2 separate regions of the Homo sapiens genome follow, and region 2 is linked to region 1. A link is an interaction called in ENCODE POLR2A ChIA-PET data of the cell type or tissue named here. Cell type or tissue: Caco-2. All regions are shown on one strand. Links, peaks and the distances in the headings refer to the core of each region. The heading gives the core; the rest is flanking DNA.

Region 1 (10,282 bases), core at 925-8,924:
AACTCAGCAGAGTTAATGCATCTCGAACTCATGAGCTGCTTATCCTTTCATTCTGTTTAAATTCATACAACTGTCTCAGTGGGGGACACACACTGGGTGTGGCCATATACTTACGTGGCAGAGTACTCAAAGAGGCCGTAGTAGGGGTTGAACATCTCTTTGGACAGTAAGAAGAACCATTCTCTGGCCACACCCCCATAGTCAAGACCTTTCTCTGATTCAAACTCAATCCACAGTCTAGCTTTTAGGACATCTGGTCTTTTCACGGACATAATTCTCCGATAGGACTCTTCAAATATGTTATTTCTGTGAAGTTTCATTTCAAACCTATTGGGGATATCAGCCTACACAAAAGACAAAAGAAAACACATAATCATACAGTAAATACACACTTTGTTTTCTAATAAAAACAACAGCAAATGGTAGAAAAGTTGGCAGTCCTCAAAGAAACAGGCAGTGACAAATGGTTCCAACTGAGATTCTCTCCTTTAGGGGTTTTCCCTTGCAGACAGAAAGCCTTGCTGTGTCACGATGGGACACACGGCATCCACTAGCGATGCTCAGGAAAGTTAGAACTCTGCTGCGAAGGAGAACATCCTCCTTGCCCCCTTTAATAAACAACTGTGGGCACTTCTCCAGCATAGGGCAACCGAAAGGCAGTCGACTGTATCTGTTGCTTCACTCAAGAGACTTTAGCCCAGGTAGTCAAAACCTGTAATAATCCCCACCTGGCCAGGTTGGGCCTATCCATGCTCAACTGTGGCAGGGCCGCCAGGTGGTAGATATAATCCACGCTGCCTCAAGTCCATTTTGTTGCCATGGGGAGTGGGATCCTGATTATGCCAAGTGTGGGGAAAGCAGCCCAAAGCATGGTTCGCTGACATGAAAATAACAAAACACTTGACCAAGGTTGTGGCAACTGCCTCCTGCAAAGAGGCGGTCCAGGCTTGGTCTGGCTGTAAGAATGAATGTGCAGAGATGGTTTCCGGGTAGCAGACACTGCTATGTGAGAGCCATAGAGTGAGACTGGGTGATGACCACAGTCATCATCATTACCAGGGGACATGACTCACAAAGAAAACTGTGGAATTTTCAGTGATCATTTGAGTTTTGAAGGCAAAGAATCATTTCAATAGCAGTTACCCGCAAGCTCTTGAATCAGGACTTTGGAACAGAGACCAAAACCCCTAAATGAGAGCAGACATTGTGCCCCATCCAGAGATGTTCCCGGGCAGGAGGAACCAGCTGAGGGGAGGAGGCAGGGAGAGATGGCAATGGAGCCCAGGCCACCAGAGGGGGTCTGAGCTGCAGCCGCTTCTCTCCCCTCCCTAGAGGTGTAACCATAGTGATGGAGAAAATTGAAGAGAAAACTGCTAAGGAGGAATCGGAAAGTAAAACAGAGGATGCAATGTTGAACAATTTGGGGATGGTGTGTCATTAGAAAATGCAATGTTATAATTTAAAATGTTGCCCATAAAAATTTTTAGAGTTTCTAGGTTTTAAACTGCCAGGGATAATTATAAGTAGAAAATTACATTTGGACGTAATACTGCCAATTATTATAATTAAATATAACACTATATTATAAATACTGTAGTTGAAACTAAGCTTTTGCATTTACAAGGAAGGACTTGAACATTTTTCTTACCGGGATCCAGGTTAATTAAATATGATAACTGCGCATAATTGAATAGGCTTCCACAGATTTTGTGACTAGGGTTCTGAATTATTTTATATCCCATAAAAATCATTCCTGTCTTTTTATGTATTACATAGGAAATTACCCTTCAGGTGATTTGATATGTAACACTGAGTTAATTTTCACTTACCATTTCTGTTAAAAAGAAAATTCAGATTTTAGAACCAGGAGGATCAAAGTGCAGAGAGAAAAGGAAGGTAATATTTTTAGCATTCATATAAAAGTAACAACCAAGTTGTTCTCACTGAAGTGACTGTGGTAACTTACAAATGACTAACACAAAGCATTTTTGGAAGGCATGATTACTCACAGGTTTCTTTAATTTCTTCCTGAAGTAGTCATATTTCTGCTTAAATTCTCTGGAGTAAGGGACAGCCTGGAAGATAAATTTATAAATATAGATAATGCAAACAATACACCTGAAATTTTATGTATACTGAGGCAACATTCAAGAGAATTTCATGAGTCATAAACCGTAAATTCTCACTTCTCAGATTATCCATGGAAAAATTAGATAATGTCTACACAGCACAGGGGAAAGTCCTAGAACTGATGAGGGCTAATCAGCTTTGAATGCAGCTTTCACCCCTGAAAACAGCTATACTGCTATTTGAGAAACCATTTGGGGTACGCTACACAAACTAAACATGCTTTCCAAGTGACTTTTGTCAGAATATGAGTCAGGGTGTTTCTGTTTTTCTTTTTTGCTGTGGTTTAGGTAAGAGTTATTGGCTAAATACTTCTAACATACAACCCAGAATGACCTACGTTGGCATTTTGAAAAGTCTAATTACGGTTTAACGAATTTTTGTGGGGAAATACAACGAGCAGAAAGGGAAGTGAACTGACACTCCTATCAAGGAATATAAAATCAGGCAGATGGCATTCTCAAAAAATCCTCAATTTAGAAGTCAGAAGGTTTGTCCCTTAATATTTAGTGGTCTTGGGCAAGGATTTCTTTAAATCTCAAATGCTTTATCTATGAAATAGAGTGATAGTACCCCAGTTGAGGGCTCAGGAATTGAGTTAACTATAGTCATTCAAAAGTTGTGATATCTCTTCAGGCAAAGGAGTAACATGTTAATGTAGTCATTTAAATAATCTTTATTTGCTACCTTGTAAAGTAGCTTACAATATCTTAGAGTCAGGGCCGTGAGTTTTGGCTACTGAAAAAGCTTACGATATTTTTATGAGCAAAAAGGATTGGGTTTTGCATATACACAGACATTAACTATGACAGCCTCGAAAACAACTCATTGCTTTTTAGCCACTAGTATGAATTTCAGCAGAGAATACTTCTGCTGTTATCATTTCGGCCTAAGTTAATAAAATATACTGATCCTTAGTCTAGTATCTCCAGACTCCAAACCTTACACTTTCACCATACTTATCTTGACCAGAAACAGAAGAAATGAAGAACATGAACTTCCCTCTTTTATAGTTTTAAGACATGTTTATATAAAAAACCCGAAACAAAACAAACAACCACTCTTCCAGAAAATGAGCACGTCAGTGTTTTGCTCTGTAATTCCAGAGCAAAAAATACATCATCTTTATATAGCTTAGGAGCAATCTATAGACAATTTACACTGCCTATGGTCTTTTCTTAGTTTTTAAGCCAGTCTTCTTTGATTTTCCACTGAACAACAGATTTGACCTCACATCCTATTTATTTTAGGCAGTGTTTAGTCTGATGAAACCACATAGCAATTCTGAGTCTAGGCAAGGTATAAATTTGTTAATACCTGGACAACCACCAAAATAAGAAAAAGAATACAATGTTCTGACATAAGCCAATAAAGAGATCATGTTTTCTGCTCTACCAACAGTACATCCCGTCACAAACTAAGATTTCCTCTCTAGTTTATTTCTCACTTTCTGGTGTTCATTCTCGTCCATTCAACCGATACTTCTTGAGCACCTACTCTGTGCAAGGCATTTTAGGTGCCAGAAAAATAACAGTACATAAACCAAAGGTAGCTTTCCCAGTTCCCTCCTGGAGCTCACAAGCTGTTGAGAGCAACAGGCAATAGGAAATCAATGAATAAACCGTGGTAGTGCCATGAGGAAAAAAATGACCCCATAGGAACTAAAAAAGTGACTTCCTTCCACTCTCTCCTGCCAGCGTTAGAAGGCCTGCACTCTCGGGTAGACTCTCATCAGCTGGCTCTGCATCACATCCTCTCTACTAAGGAGTTTCTTCACTGTTAAGTGGAAGAATTTGACTGGATGAACAAACGTGACTCAGCTCTTCTATTTCTGAAAGTCTGTGATTCCCAGCAACTATTTTTTGTTTGTTCCTGTATTCGTGAGGGTTCTCCAAACATCACTGTTACATCACAGTTCCCCCTACTCCTGAAAATGTTGGAAAAAAAGCTTAAACAGTCATCACTGTGTATGCAAGTTCGACTGTCTTAAATGACAAATTCCCCAAGGAGCAGATTTCAACATGTGGCCCCCAGCCTATGATGCCCGTTCCCTTGCCTGCTCTGTCTCCTGGCAGGGGCTGAGGAGGTGTGGGCGGAAATGTTGAGATATTTCAAGCCTTTCTCCTTCTGGGGAATGATGCGTGAAAGCTGAAAAATCACTGTCTTCCTCTTGCATTCATTATCTTTTCTCTCCAGAGGTAGTTCTCATGATAGAATAAGAAGAGCAAGTTTTTACATTCTCTTCCTGAAAACTTTCCAACAACGTACCAGGACAAACATCCTTCCAGTGCAGCTTCTGAAGAGATTACACGTACATTTTTTTTTTTTTAATTATTGGACCAAATCATTTGTTCTCACTTGAAAATCTCGAATGTCATTTTCTGGCTTACAAGTTAGCTTGTAAAATAGGTCTACGTGAAAAATGAACATATCTGTTGATTAAAGCCCTTTTGCTCTGCATTAAATCTGTGTTCCTGTTTTGGGTACAGAATGAAAATCTGCCTTATTGTGTAGGTCGGTTCTAAATGTTTTCACATCATCACTGGCCGGGAGACATTGGAGCTCCTTGCACAGAAGGGCTCATGCCCGGCACGGGGACATCAGTGACACCAGCGCATCTGGGGCTCCGGTCCTGATTCTGACCCTTGCAAGGACTGTCAGCAACAGAATAAGCTTTCTGAGCTTCTGACAAATTGGAAATAACAACATTTGCCCTGCCTTTCTGAGGGGACGACTGTGAGTTTCAAGTCGGCTGATTATAAAGTTCTTGGAAAAATGAAAGTGTTACACAACATGAGATAGTGTTCATGACAGCAGCATGTGTGAACATCACTTACTAAATGCTATTACTAGTGATATCTGCTATACACAGAGCATGCTAACTTACAGGAATGCTGAACACTGAGCTGCCACAGAAAGGGTCCCCTCTCCCTAAAAATATGTAGAAACGCTAGGCCTACTTAGAACTGATATTTTTAAAACTTGGGAAGAGAAACTCTAGGTACTAGGTAAGCAGAAAGACTCACAATTAGAGAAATCAGTGGGCACTGGACCTAGACATAGGGGCTTGGGTTTTAATCTCCCATGGGGACACAGAACTTGGCCTTTGGTCTACATGATGGAGAAAGAACAGTCATTGTTTAAAACCTAACATCTGGAAAGGGGACAAGAAAACTCTACCCACCGGACCAGGGAAGTTGCAAGGAAGCTTACCTTCTGTCCAGGACCATAAATGGGAGAAAAACAAAAAGAAACAGACCTGTAATAAATCCATACTCCAAGCCTGTGCCAAAGTGGGTATGAGGTCCACAGTTATACTGACTGGGGGTGCATGAACCCAAGCTAAGAAGTTAACAGTAAATACAGGTCAGGACTTACAAAAGCCTCATAGGAAAAAAAAATGAGCTTGCTCATGCTCTCTCTCTCCCTCTTGCATGCATGTACACACACACACACACACACACACACACACAAATTATAAACTGAACTAGGCAATAATCTACACTCTTAAGGAGAGTCTACAGACGTAGTGGGAGATTTAATGATCCTAGGACCAGAGATAATAGAATAATCTCAAAGAGGCTAAGAAATAAATATCTTAAAAATAATAAGCAGATGAAAGCATCAAAAATAAATAAAGAGATAAAGAGAACAGGACAAAATAACTATGAAGACAAAAGCAAATTTTAAACGACCAAATAAAACTTTGAGCAATTAAATTTAGTCACTGAAATAATAAACACAATGAACTGATAAAGAGATTACAAAAAAAGCTTAAAGAATTAACTGGAAGAGCTAAGTAATAACTCACAATACAGCAGTGAGAGACAGAAAACACAAAAGTTAAGAGATAAAGCAGACAATGTGAAAGAGAAGTAAATGTCCAATAGGAGTTACAGAAACAGATACTTAGAGAGAATCGGAAAAATGCAGTATGTTAAGAAATAATAGCTGAGAATTTTCCAGAACAGAGGAAAGACACAATCCCCATACTGAAGAAGCCTGAGTCCAAAGCAAGATAAATGAAGAGAACTCCACACATAGGTACATGATGATAGCGAAATTGTAAAACATCTAAGACACAAATAAAAATTCAAAATCACTAGAGAACAGAGCCATTTACCTACACAGAAACGACAATGAGATTGACAGCAAACCTGTTATCATCATTTATGGAGGCCAGAAGACATGCAGGAGAATCTCCAAAGCACTGAGGGAAAATAATTTAACCAAGATTTCTATCATCAGCTGAACTTCAGAGAGGTCAAATGAGACCTTTTGAGTCAAAGACTAAGAGATATTACCACTCTCAGACTGTCACTGGCAGTGCTGCTGGGCAGAAGTGCTCAAACCTGAGGGGGCACTGGAATCCCTGGGAGAGCAGTTAAAACAAAGACTGGTGTCCCACCCCCAGAGGTGCTGATTCAGTAGGTCTGGGGTAGGACCTGAAAACTTGCATTTCCAACAAGCTCTCAGGCGATACTGATACTCTGGTCAGCAGACCACACAGTAAGAACCATAAACTGGACTAGGCTTCACTAAGATCAAAACTCACCCCAGAAAAAAAATGGATGGAAGAACCAATGGTGGGCAAACCAATGGTGGGCAAAGAAATTTGTCTACATTTGGTAAAATTAAATCAGTATGGACAGTAGGGAGAAAAAAGATAAAACATATTAATGACTATTTGACTATTAGGAAAGTTTAAAGCAAGGTAGTTTTAAAATTCCACCCAACAATGACGTGGCAAATGGGAGTGGGAAGAATGGCATTCAAGTTCCCTGAGGTCCTGATGTTAAGGAGAGTAGACAGTGATTCATTTTAACCCTAAGTCAAGTATGTGGGTTACACAGTTTAATGTGAGAGCTATAAGAATACAAATAGAAAGTACAGCCTGCAAGCACATAGAGAAAATAAAATAGAGAGTACTCTATCAATTGAACAAAAGGCAAGAAAGAAGATAAAATATCGCGAGAGAGAAAAGATATGCTAAACAGCAAATACGAACAGAGAAAGAGAATGTAGTTATATACACCTCAGACAACATCGACAGGGCAACAGTCACCACAGAGACTGACAGAACTATCTTGATTAGATCCAATAGCAAAATAGCAATGAGAATGTAGATAATTTGAACACCACAGGCTTGACCTAATGGACACAAAAAGAACTCTATATTCAACCAAAGACACAATACACATTCTTTTTAAAAAGAAAAAGAACATTTACAAAAAGTGATCAAGCTTCCAATGAAGTTTTAAATAAACATCCAATAATAAATATTCTCTAGACAATATTATCTGACCATAATGCAATAAAATTAGAAATCAATAAAAAAAAATGAATAGGCACAACCCTCCCATACTCTTAGAAACTAAAAAGCATATTTTAAATAATGTATAAGTCAAGAAGAAAAATCAAATGAAAATTGCCAAATATTTAGAACTGAATGACAACAAAGGCCAAATGTCTACACTAAGTTGATAACTACCTAAATACAGATTCTCCTCTATTGAAAGCAATATAATGAATAATAATAATAAAAATGAAGGAATAAACAAGGGTCTTTTATTAACAGAAAGCAGAGAGCTCTTTCTTGGGGGCAAATCTACTTGGCTTTATGATGCTGAGCAATTTTCAGTAAGATTTAATAAGGACTAGCAGTGTTTGAGTGACGGCCGGTAATTGATAAGTGATAAAAATATTTTGAAAAGGCTTCAAAGTTATGTCAAAAGTCTTCTGTCACTTAAAAAGAATAGTTTCTTGAATTTACCTTGTTCTAATGATGTAGAAGAGAAAATAATATTCCAATAAACAACTGTGACTGCGAATATATATATATCAAAAGGAAGCATCAGAGTAAGGCAGTGTTTAAGCCGCATAGAGAAAAAAGTTGACTGTTTTTACCCAGGTACTACTGGGCACTTTGCCTAGGAAATAGTACCCAAATGACTAAACAAATCCAACAAGTAACTAACAGGAGTCAGTTACCGGGGCACATTTGCAATGTAGTATCTTTTAAGTTTTCAAATGGATGTATCTTACTAATTCAAAACATAATTTGAATGGAATCAGATTAAAGCCATGAAATTGGAATTTTAAATCTACCTACTGGCCTCTTAGCTCAGCATGTGATATAACAAACTTCAGTTCCTTTTGCTCCTCTGGTCTAAGAATCCCAAATTTGCAATCTTCTGCTGATCGCAGTACAACTCCTGTAATTCCAAATTACCTCCCTGCACTCGTATAGCCACTGACAAAAGCTGGTGGTGTGCTCTCTGCTGATGAGTGTGGTCCCATTCTACAGACTTGTTAACAAGTGTGAGATACCAAATGTCTCCTGATGCTTCAGGGAGTGGGGTTCTCACACTGCCTTATGAACACAGTGTGCTACGGTGTTTTAAGAGGTCATCACGCCTGCATCAGAATTGATTCTTTTTCCACCCGGCATATATGAGGGGACCATGAGAACACTGTGGGTCGGCAGAGTTCCAAACTCTTAACTCTGCCAGCTCCTGAACTTAGCTATAATCTCACCCAAACTTCTACAGATTTTTGAAAGTTGTAAAAGATTTAAACTTTTGGCATACATTTACTACTCCTGGCCTAAAGAAATGATAACACTTTATGAAGATAGGGCTTGGTTTTGCTTCATATAAAAAGGAAGGGAGGGAATTTTGACTATACTTATAGTCCACCCTTTTATAAAGGAGAAGAAAAATGTTTAATTCTGCTGTCGTTATCAAGCTGTTTTCCTTTATAATGAAATCCATCTGAAAAGGCACATGCAGCTGTACCTCACCTGGAAACTTCAGTAAGGAGATGGCAGCAAAGTGCTCTGTTTCTAGTCAACTACTCAATCACCGTTGTCCCTTGACATCACCGTTATCAGTAATACACAAGAAACACGTAAACACGTAACCAAAATCTTATACTGAAGAGGCAGAATTTGAAAATACTGACCGGACCAGTAATAGCTGGGTTCTGCAGTCTTGGGTCTTCCCACTGAGTAATTTTGCTATCTGAAAATGTTAAAAAAAAAAAAAAAAAATCAGAACATTAGTTCAAATCTATTCTATGTAAAGAAAGTTTTGGAAGGAAGTATTTCTGGATTCTTCAAAAGCTGTCCAGTCCCCCACCCTGTGTTCTAAAGACAAATTAGTATTTCAGAGTTAGCAGGTAACTACAGTCTATATGGCAACCCCCCTCACATACTGTTTAGTTAAAAACACTCAATCAAAAATGCACAACTAAAGATAAACCATCTATTCATACTGTTTTGGGCAAATAACTTGCTAAAATGGGAATTATAAACCCCTGTTCTTTTAAGGATTTATAACTTGATCTTGATTTTCATTTAGTTGAAAAAAAGCATTTAAAAAGTCTTAGTTTCCCAAAAGGCTAACAAACACACACACGATTTTTTTTCTCATTTCAAATACTTTTCTCTTTACTTATGGTGTTGAAAAACTGCTTTCAATTAAGAATCCTGCATTGAACAAATGAATAATCTATTACATGCGTCACTCATATGCACACAAAAATCAAAGCAGCTTAGGCAGTCCAAAAAAGAGAATTAGATACAGCAGAGGAAGATTACAGAGCATGGTTTCTGTTTGGTCACACTGGCAAAAGGTGGTTTGCTTTCTTCCAAGTGAGTTAATGTGCACAAGACTGTTCAATGCTATCTATACCATTACTTGTGTAGGTGATAATACACAACAGCTGCCTTAGATCACTTGGTGTTTGTAACTGTGCATAATTAAAAAGACCTTACGGATTCCTGTGTGTGTACTAGGGTGGAGTGGAGGGAGAGAGAGTGCAATGGACTCACATGAAAGGTACGGGGGGTGGGGCACACTAGGGAGAGTAGGTTCTCCAGAGTTTTTGGATATCTAGGTTAGTAAAAAACAAAAAAAAAAAAAAAGAAGAAGAAAATTATTTGAAAAGTAAAGGGTGGCCAGGAGCAGTGGCTCATGCCTGTAATCCCAATACTTTGGGGGGCTGAGGCAGGAGGATCACTTGAAGCCAGGAGTTCGGGCCCAACCTGGGAAACATAGTGAGGACCCATCTCTACAAAAGGTTAAAAAAAAAAATTAGCCAGGTGTGGTGGTGTACGCCTGTAGTCCTAGCTACTTGGGAGGCTGAGGTGGGA
Region 2 (10,282 bases), core at 709-8,708, 64 kb before region 1:
TGGCTAGCCACTAGAATAAAACCTATGTGTTCTGGGAAAACGAATTTACTTTCCAGATACTAATTACATTCTTACTCTCCTTTTCAGTGTCATTCTTGGTTTTCATTAGTCCTCAAATACAGGTCCATCACTAGGCAAAATTGTGAATTAGGAAAAGCTGAGGCCCTGACCCTTTTAAGGCTGTCTCCCACCTTAGAACCTCATTCCCTGCAGGCTGCACCATGGAGGAGGGACACCTCAGAGAGGCTGCAAGGGCCTGAAACTTCCACTTGTGTACCAAGCCTTTGAATATATGTGGGTACTGTTACCATTGATAAAATATAAATTTATTTCAATGTTATACTGAATTCAATATAACTTTTGGTCATTATGCATTTTCTTAATCAATTGATTTTAAAAGTACAAACTGCTATTATATGGGGAAGTCTGCGGAATTTTTTTGTTGTTGTTGTTGACAACGGTTCATTATGGTTAAGAACTACTAGTCTAGGACAAAGGTTGTTAATGTGTTAATCATTCAATAGTAATTGTGTGCCTACTGTGGTCAAGGTACCACTCTAAGTTCTGGAGATACTCATGAATGAAATTGATGTAATCCCTAACCCGCTGAGAGAGAGAAATACAAGTGAAGTATAAAGAGGTGTTAGTAACCAACCATGTGATAAATACTATGGGAGCACATAGTAAGGCACTTAAAGATCTAAGAAGGCTTCCTGTAGGAAATGGTGCCTGAGCCAAGACAAGGAAGTAGGTAGAAGCTAGCCTGTGAAAAGAGAGGGAGGCTGTGTCCTAGGAGGAGGAAACAAGATGCCAGAAGCCTGCAGTGAGAGTGTGGCATGGGAGACAGAGCAGCTGATAACACTGGAGTGTGGGGCTGGAGTGGGAAGTGTACAACACACAGCTGGGCTGGGACGCTGGGAGAGCTCGTACAAGTCCTGGCGGGCCACGCTGCAGATTGGACTCTGTCCTGGGAGCAAGGAGAAGCACGGAAGATGTTTAAGCAGGGGAGCACCACGACTACATTTGTGTTTTAGGAGGCTCTCCCTGACTGCCACAAGGCAGTAATTAGCAGATGTGGGGGTGGGGAGGGCGATGGGAAGGAAGGAGGGGCAGTGGGTGCGTATCAGGCCTTGGTTGTAGAGGATGAAGAGGGAGTGACAAAGATGGGCAGGCCATGGTTTCTGGATTTCATTGCTTCTGCTTGGTAGATACTGGAGAAAAGCTGGTTTAAAGTAGAAGATAAGTTTGGCTACAGAGGGTTTGAGTTTTAAGACCTAGAAACATCAGGCTCTCCCTTCTTTAGGCATTTTGAAAGAGGAGCCTCTGGATGGGTAAATATGAACACAAAGGACTTAATTTGTACTGGTGGAATTTTAGGAAATATTTTGGCAGAATGCAGAAAGCCATTTAAATAGCTTGATTAGAAGACAAATTATAACTCTTGCTAAAATAATAAAATATGATTCCAAGTAAAGATGTCAATACTCAATATCATCAGTGTGTTAACCATTAGCACCTGATACTGATCTATAAGCTGCAGTTGTGTGCAGGACTTTCTTTTCTTTTTGTTTTATTTTATTTTATTTTATTTTATTTTATTATTTATTTTTGAGACAGAGTCTCGCTGTGTCACCCAGCCTGGAGTGCAGTGGCGTGATTTCGGCTCACTACAACCTCCGCCTCCCAGGTTCCAGCAATTCTCCTGCCTCAGCCTCCTGAGTAGCCTCCTGGGATTACAGGTGTGCGGCACCATGCCCAGCTAATTTTTGTATTTTTCGTAGAGACAGAGTTTCTCCATGTTGGCCAGGCTGGTCTCGAACTCCTGACTTCAGGTGATCCACCCATCTTGGCCTCCCAAAGTGCTGGGATTACAGGCGTGAGCCACCAAGCCCAGCCTTTATTTATTTATTTATTTTTTTGAGACAAAGTCTCACGCTTTCTCCCACGCTGGAGTACAGTGGTGCAATACAGGCTCACTGCAACCTTTGCCTCCCGGGCTCAAGCGATTCTCCCGCCTCAGCCTCCAGAGTAGTTGAGTTTACAGGTATGCACCACCATGCCTGGCTAATTTTTTTTTTTTAGTAGAGACGGGATTTCGCTGTTGTCTAGGTTGTTCTTGAACTCTTGGCCTCAAGCAATCCGCCCGCCTCACTTTCCCAAATCGCTGGGATTACAGGGGTGAGCTACTGCACCCAGCCCATTGTTTTTGTTGTTGTTGTTTTTGTTTGTTTGTTAGAGACAGTCTCGCTCTGTCCCCTAGGCTGGAATGCAGTAGTGTAATCACAGCTCACTGTAATCTCTAACTCCTGGGCTCAAGTGATCCTCCATCCTCTGCCTCCTGAGTAGCTGAGACTGCAGATGCGTCCCTTGATGATACATTAAGTTTTAAGTTTTTTATAGAAATGGGATCTTGCTATGTTGCCCAGGCTGGTCTTGAACTCCTAGGCTCAAGCCATCCTCCCACCTTGGCCTTCCAAAGTGTTGGGATTACAGGTGTGAGCCACTACACCCGGTCTGGACTTTGTTTTCACATATTTAAAAATATATGTCTGATAAGTGCATCCTTATTACTATTAGAATGTCAAAATAATGTTTATTGGTCTGGAAAGATGCTAGTGTTTGCTGGCTATTAGCTAATTATTGGAATTCAGGCCTGACTGAACCATAGAGAAAGAGTCCAACAATAATATTACCAAGAATAATAGGACTACCATCAATAGTTGCTAATAACAGCAAGTATTACCAACAATAGTTGGTAATAATAGCAGGGATGAGATGGACTTGAGACCTGTTAAATTCAGAGAATATGCTGCTTCTGAGTGAGCTATCACTCATTCAGAGATAATGCAGATTCTCACTTTAAAACACCTTTTTCAAAGTATCAGCTATATTTAGCCCTGTCTAGGTGTTAGCAAAGATCTGGAGGAGAAAATGAACATATTTTAGGAGACAGTGAATAAAACTTGCATCGCTATCTGCTGGTAGGTTCAGTTGACACAACCGACTCAGCCTGCTTCCTGCTCACACGCATTATATAACGAGAACCGTTAGGGTTTAGTGTGTGCCTCATATGTGCAGGCATTGTGATAAGTGCTGAATGTACATTACCCATTAAATCCTCATAATACTATGAAAAAGGCTGAATTAAGATTCTCACTTTATCAGTGAGAAAGTAGAAACTTCCAGAAGAGAAGCTAAGTAATTTGCTCAAGGACTCCCACACCCTAGGGGAAAGGTCCTTAAGCCATGGTCTCCATGTGGGACCCAGCCACTCTTTGTATACATGGCCTAGCGTACCTCTCATCTCTCCAATCTCTTTTGAGGGAAACCATCTTAGTCCCTTTCTGGAAAGATAGGAGCCCTCCCCAGTGGCCTCATTCAGTTCCTCTAGCTCCAGGTGATTGGCTAATGTTTGTACTGAAGACTGGTTTGTGAGAACACTTAGTTTGGACAATGATGAGTAGCTGAACCAGTCAGGTCCTTTCTCTCCCAGGGGTTTGAATGTTGAAACATGCCAGGGATTGGGCAGTTGGCAGTGGGGGCAGAACCAGACAGAGAGAGTGGCTGAGCCATCATTATGGTGGAGGAGGAGACGACACCTCAGTGAGTGAACTCTGTGGCTGCTGGTGTCCATGGGACACCATGTCATGTCATGGCAGTGGCATTGGGTGTCTCGTACATTCCAGGCCTGGAGGTCACAGCTGGGTTTTCTTGACTCCAAGATAGAGAAACTCCACGCTGGGATTTCCAAGACCAAACCCACTTCCTACAAGTTCTGGGCCTTAGGTCCTCCTAATCCAAAAGAGAGTAATTTACAGCAAAGTTTTCACTGTTGTGGGGGAATTCTCTACACATTTCTAGAAAAGGAAGTCGAATCCCCCATAATCTTCTTTTTTTTTTTTTTTTTGGTGAGAAATTCCCTCAATGTGCTTTGAGCAGCTGTACTCAAAATATAGCATGGCACTCAAAACCTCTCTTTGTGGGGCTGCTGGCATACAGGACTTTTTATTTGCTTTGAAATGCTTTTTAATATTTCCTATTTTGAAAGTATTTTATTCTGATTTCTGGAAGCTTAGAAGAAAGTAGAAGCAATCACAATCACTTACACTGTTCTTACAATCACTACGGTGGTGTTTCCTTCTAGTCACTTCTTCATTTTATATGAAAAGAATATATATATATTTATGAGCATATATTGATGTGTATGTGTGTATATATAAGTTACTATGGAAAAATTCAATACTGATTTGTACTTTAATCAATGATGTGCTCCACTTTGCACCCTTGCTAAGTTGTTATTATTATTATTATTATTGTCATTATTTTGAGACAAGGTCCTTGCTCTGTCACCCAGGCTGGAGTGCAGTGGTGCAGTCATAGCTCACTACAGCCTCAACTTGCTGAGCTCAATGATCCTCCCCCCTCAGCCTCCCAAGTAGCTGGTACTACAGGTGCACACCACCATGCTGGGCTACTTTTATTTTTTAATGTGGTAAAGGCAGTGTTTCTCTAGGCTGGTCTTGAATTCCTGGGCTGAAGTGATCCTCCCACCTCAGCCTCCCAAAGTGCTGGGACTGTAGGCATGAGACACTGTGCCCAACCTATTATATCTTTTTAATATCTTTCTATTTGATAAACAAAAGTGGCATCTCGCTTTATCATTCATTTCTTTTATTACCACTAAAATTGTACCTTTAAAAATGTTTATTGGCAGCTGGATGCAGTGACTCATGCCTGTAATCCCAGCACTTTGAGAGGCCGAGGTGGGCAGATCACTTGAGGTCAGGAGTTTGTGACCAGCCTGGCCAACATGGCAAAACCATGTCTCTACTAAAAATACAAAAATTAGCTGGATGTAGTGGTACGTGCCTGTAATCCCAGCTATGCGGGAGGCTGAGGCATGAGAATCACTTGAACCTGGGAGGTGGAGGTTGCAGTGAGCCGAGATCATGCCACTGCACTCCAGCTTTCTTTTGTGAATTATCTTTCATGTTTTTGCCCATTTTTCTACTGAGAGTTTAGTATTTTTTTCTAACTACTGTCTAAAAGCTCTTTTTATATTAGGACATATTATGCTTGTTTATATTAAGGATATATTAATGATATATGTTTTTGTTGCAAATAATTTCCAAACTCATTGTCTTTTAATTTTAAGAGGTTAAATATGTGTGTATGTGTAATTATATCTATCAATTGCTTACTTTGTCACTTATTCTATTGCTCTATGCTTAAAAAAAATCTCTCCCCACCTTAAAGGTTTTTTACCTACATTTTCCGTTAACTTTCTTATGGTTTCATTTTCTTGGTCTTTAAAAACAAATGTGGCTTTTCTTCCATTCATTTGTGGTATTTAGGGTTATCTGTGCTTTTGGTTCTGTACCGAGAGTGCTGGGGAGATAGGGCCACCATATCTGCCTATCCCTTAGGAGAAACCAACAGATAACAAAGATAAGGGAAAGGGGGCTAGGTTTAGCCTCTGACACTCACACTGCTATCTAAGCCCCAAAGAAGACTAGCCTTGTCCTCAGAAAGCTAAAGAAGAGCCTGTCTTCTACTGACCAAAAGACCAAAAGACAGAGGTCAGAGGCCGTTACTGGAGGCCCCAGTTAATCAGATCACCCTTGCAGAAAAGAGTGAGAGGAGGGAGTGGGCAAAGATGGAGCCCTCCTTTCTCACACTTCACCATCTTGTTGGAGAAACCAAATCCCTGCCTGCAGGGAGAGAACTAATTATGGCTGTCCCCCCATGCACTGTATACCAGCCAATCCAGAGGCCACTAGTGCATGAAGATCAGCAAACTGGGGCAATTAATCGCCTTTGGGCATTTGGGTTCAGACACACATTTGGATTTTACCTCCCCAGAGAAAGATGCAGGGATATCCTGGCACCTACCCCAAAGCGATTGTGGATTGTCAGTTATTTTGTTGGTTTTGCTCTGGCAGGATCAAGAAGCAGGTGGAGCTGGTCTGAGTTTTTCATCTCCCTTAGGCAGCCAGACTTCTCCTCCAGGGCAACCTCCAGGGCCTTTAACTTCTCCCCAGGCACCACAAGCCTCCACGGGACATGGAGCAGGACCTAACCACCCTATACTGGGGACCTTCTTGCCTTTTGCTCATTTTCTTTCGTTTTTTTTGAGATGGAGTCTTGCTCTGTCACCCAGGTGGGAACGCAGTGGTGCGATCTCGGCTCACTGCAATTTCCGCCTCCCTGGTTCAAGCGATTCTCTTGCTTCAGCCTCCCAAGTAGCTGGCACTACAGGCGCGTGCCATCATGCCCAGCTAATTTTTTTTTATTTTTAGTAGAGACGGGGTTTCACCATGTTAGCCAGAATGGTCTCGATCTCCTGACATCGTGATCTGCCTGCCTTGGCCTCCCAAAGTGGCACAGGCATGAGCCACTGAGCCTGGCCTGCCTTTTGCCCATTTTCAAAATTTGCTAGCTTAACACCGTGTTGGCAACAGTGTGAGGAGCAGGCGTGTTCATATACTGACGATGGAAGTGTAGATGCATACAAATTGCAAGACGATTTGGTAATATCTATTAAAACTACAAATGTCTATGTCTTTTGACACACAATTCCTCCTTTAGGAATTTATTGTACAAGTGTGTGCAAAATTGCAGTATTGCTTATATAGCAAAAGATTGGAAACACACCAGATATCTACTTGAAAGATACCGGCCAAATAGCATAAGGTATACTCATAAACATTCTGGAGCCATTAAAAAATAATGTGAAATGAAAAAAAAAGAAAGAAAGAAAGAAAAAAGATCAAACAAACAAAAATAATGTGAAATGTGTGGGGTTTTTTTTGTTGTTGCACACCAATGAAACAATCTTAAGGATCTATTATACTTTTAAAAACACACAGAACATTCTCAAATTTCTATGAAATGAAAGAAGCAGGATACCCAGCAGCATGTATAACACAATTCCATTTCAGTAAAAAAAAAACAAGAAGGACAGCAAACTGTGCTTATTTGTCTGGAAGGACATCTGAGAACTGCTCATGGTAGTTGCCATGAGAAAGGAAATGGGCGACCTGGAGTTTGGAAGTGGTATGGACAACTCTCACTGTACTCCTTTGCATAGTTTCAATTTTGAACCATGTTAGTATAATACCAATCCAAAAAATTAAGTATACGAAAGCTTACTTGATTTGCTTTCTGATCCTTTTCCATTCTGTTCTCCTGCTGAGACTATGATAAGTTAGCTCATATTAAAGTGCTAATAGATTCGTGGGCCACACTCTCAGCCAGCATACTGGAATTTTATCAGGGGCCATTGGAGATGAGGCCTTGGCACAGAGGCCCTCCCTCAGACCCCCCTGGATGGACATCTGCCTCCCGGCTTATACATGGGGAACTGTCCTGGGCCATGCAGCTCTGTCCTCCACCAGGTTCTTTAAACTTTCAGACATAGCCCAGCTCCCTGGGCAGGTTCTAAAGCTTTGACCATGGAGTGATGAGGAAGAGATACTATTGTTATTTCATGGATCTGCCCAGCACCTGACTTGGGGCTGAAAGGATGAATGAACCTGTGAATGAAAGATGAAGTGCAATGCTTCCTCTGCAACTTCATGCATCCTATAATATTTCATAATATAATTATATATATTCATATATTGTAGCTTACTTACCTATATGGTGCAGAAAAATGGCAATGTTTGAAAATCCTCATATTTCTTTTTTTTTTTTTTTTGCCACTGAGATGGTATTTTAACTTCTTTCTCCATCTACAAATTTCATCTACGTTGTTCTCTGGGGCTTCAAAGATCAGCCATTGGCCAGGCGTGGTGGCTTACACCTGTAATCCTAGCACTTTAAGAGGCCAAGGCAGGTAGATCACTTAAGCCCAGGAGTTCCAGACCAGCCTGGGCACCATGGCAAGACCCCATCTCTACAAAAAAACACAAAAAAATTAGCTGAGCACCTGTAGTCCTAGCTACTCGGGAGGCTGAGGTGGGAGGATCACCTGAGACTGGGGAGGTTGAGGCTGCTGTGAACCATGATCATGCCACTGCACTCCAGCCTGGGTGACAAGTGAGATCCTGTCTCAAAAGAAAAAAAATCAGCCATCATTGCTAATATTGCCCACATGGAACTGCTTCTCCTTTAGGCTTGAGTAATAGCAAGGACAAGGCTTGGTGTTTTGTACAAGGAAAATTATGTCTCCTTTTTGATTCTGGAAGAAGAATGAGGAAGGAAAAATGAAGGAAGAGCTGACATTTCAGGCCAAAAGAAGGACATTCCCTGTAGAGGACAACTGGTAGCCATAGCTGATAGATACTAGAGAAGGCAATCCCAGAACCTGATAGTACTTTGCCCTTGGGCATGATGGGTGAAAGGGACGCTGGTTGAAGCCAGGAAGACCCCGGATCAGCCATAGAAAAGTGGGGTTTCTCCAAGAGGCTTCTCCCGCCTCGCTTTGCACACCTTCACATGGGTACTCTTGCATGTCATGGCTCAAGTGATTGTGGGGTGGATGGAACACTCCGCTACACACAGGTTTAATGCTTTGCAGCATTTCCTTTCACTAAATCCTCATGATAGCAAGGCAAAATACCTAAAAGTATTCCCATTTTACAGATGAGAAGAGTGACATCACTAACATGAAATGCTTTCAGGGGGCTTGCTTAGTTCCTGAGGAGCCAGATTGGGATTCAAGTCCACATCTTTTGATTCCAAGTTCAGTGCCAGTTCTATCCCGCACCCCAACTCCTGCATCAGCAGGCTTTGGAGATGGAGAAAGAAGTTAAAATACCATCTCAGTGGTAAAAAAAAAAAAAGAAATATGAGGATTCTCAAACATTGCCATTTTCCGCACCATATAGGTAAGTAAGCTACAATCTATGAATATATATTTGCATATTTATTATATATTTATATTTATATATTTATATATATAATATATATTATGAAATATGACAGTACCCACTTAAATGAGAATAATTGGCTTAAAAGTCTTAGCCCAGTGCCTGGCTCATAATAAATACTTAAGAAATGGCAGCTGTTTTTAATGTTGTTTTTATTGCTATTATCTTCCTCATCTTCCGCAGGCACAAGTGTCCCGCAAACAGAGGAGATAAGTGAGTTGCGTTTCTGGACTCTTGGCCAGGAGTCTCCAGCTTAGAACTAAGCTCTCCTGGAGGGATGCAGGGGGTCTTCTGTGGTGCCAGAAGAAAGTGTTAGAACCTCAGTATTTATTTAATCCTTTTTAGTATCTATATCTTATATGTGATGTTAATGTATACAATATATTCAAACATCTGTATAACTTATAAGTAAACATATACATATATTGGGAGTGATAGTCCATTCTTTTTGGATAGGCACAACACTCAATAATGTTTAGTGGTCACTAGTAAAGGAAATAAATAGATTTTATATGAGCAACAGCCAGAAAGAGAACAGATGCCAATACACTTAAACACACGAGAACAGAGACATCCAGAGCTCTTAAACAGAGATGGGGTGAGGAGCCAGGGCTCATGAAAAGAGCAGGGGCTGCTTTACATGTACAGGTGGGTTTATAACTACTTGATTCAGTGCCTCTAAGGCCAGTAGGGAGGCCAATCATGCTATTTACAAGTATGTATTGATTATCAGCTATGCTCCCAGCACTGTCCCGTGCTGCAAGGGGTACATCAGAAGTAGGAGATGCTTACCATGCAGTTCGGGAGACAAAGTTGAACCACAGCGAATAGATTCCACCTTGCTGATGACCTCTGATGTTCTCTGTAATTGGTGAGCCAGAGTGGATAAGCAGGTGAAGGAGGAGGTCCTCAATGGGAGATTGACGTGAGTGCATTCATTCATTGAGTAACTATTGATTGGGTGTCTCTTGTGTTCCAGTCATTCTGCTAAGTGCTGGATATACAAGAGTAAGCCAAATAGATAGGATCCCTGCAATGTCATGGACCAGAGGGGTCATTAACCAGGAAGAGGTTAACACTTTTAAGAATAAAGAAAGCCGAGGATTTATCTTTAGTTTTTGGCAACTGGATTTCTTTTAAACTTGGCAGCTCCCTAAGGGCATAACGGGGAGGAAAATCTCAAAGCTTTTATGATGGGTGAGGGTACCCAGAGCACTCAAGGCGTTGATGCTATATTCCCAATGAGGCTTATATAGAAGTGGGCATGCAGGAAAAATTTATTCATTTACTCATCCATACACCCATTTACCTATCCATCTCTCTGTCCATCCATCCATTCATCCATGCATCCATCTATCCATGCATCCACCCATCCGTGCATCCATCCATGCATCCACATATTCATGCAT

The links. Peaks named below come from ENCODE experiments on the same cell type or tissue, not always from the same donor. Only the 100,000 strongest peaks of a DNase experiment are listed, where the experiment ranks them.
Region 2: POLR2A ChIA-PET joins it to region 1 with 8 read pairs; 4 of 35 experiments call an interaction of 5 or more read pairs at or near these places.

The regions. Positions count from the first base shown.
Region 1 is chr18:58,356,061-58,366,342 of GRCh38, reverse strand. NEDD4L (NEDD4 like E3 ubiquitin protein ligase) reads right to left here. Exons shown (of 31, transcript NM_001144967.3): 19 at 9,091-9,149; 20 at 2,010-2,075; 21 at 115-344. Among named protein-coding and RNA genes, the nearest start is that of MIR122HG, 85 kb to the left of the region's middle. In Caco-2, for the core only: no CTCF peak of the experiment used is centred there; no DNase peak of the experiment used is centred there.
Region 2 is chr18:58,420,240-58,430,521 of GRCh38, reverse strand. No RefSeq gene overlaps it. Among named protein-coding and RNA genes, the nearest start is that of MIR122HG, 21 kb to the left of the region's middle. In Caco-2, for the core only: no CTCF peak of the experiment used is centred there; a DNase peak (open chromatin) is centred at 5,421.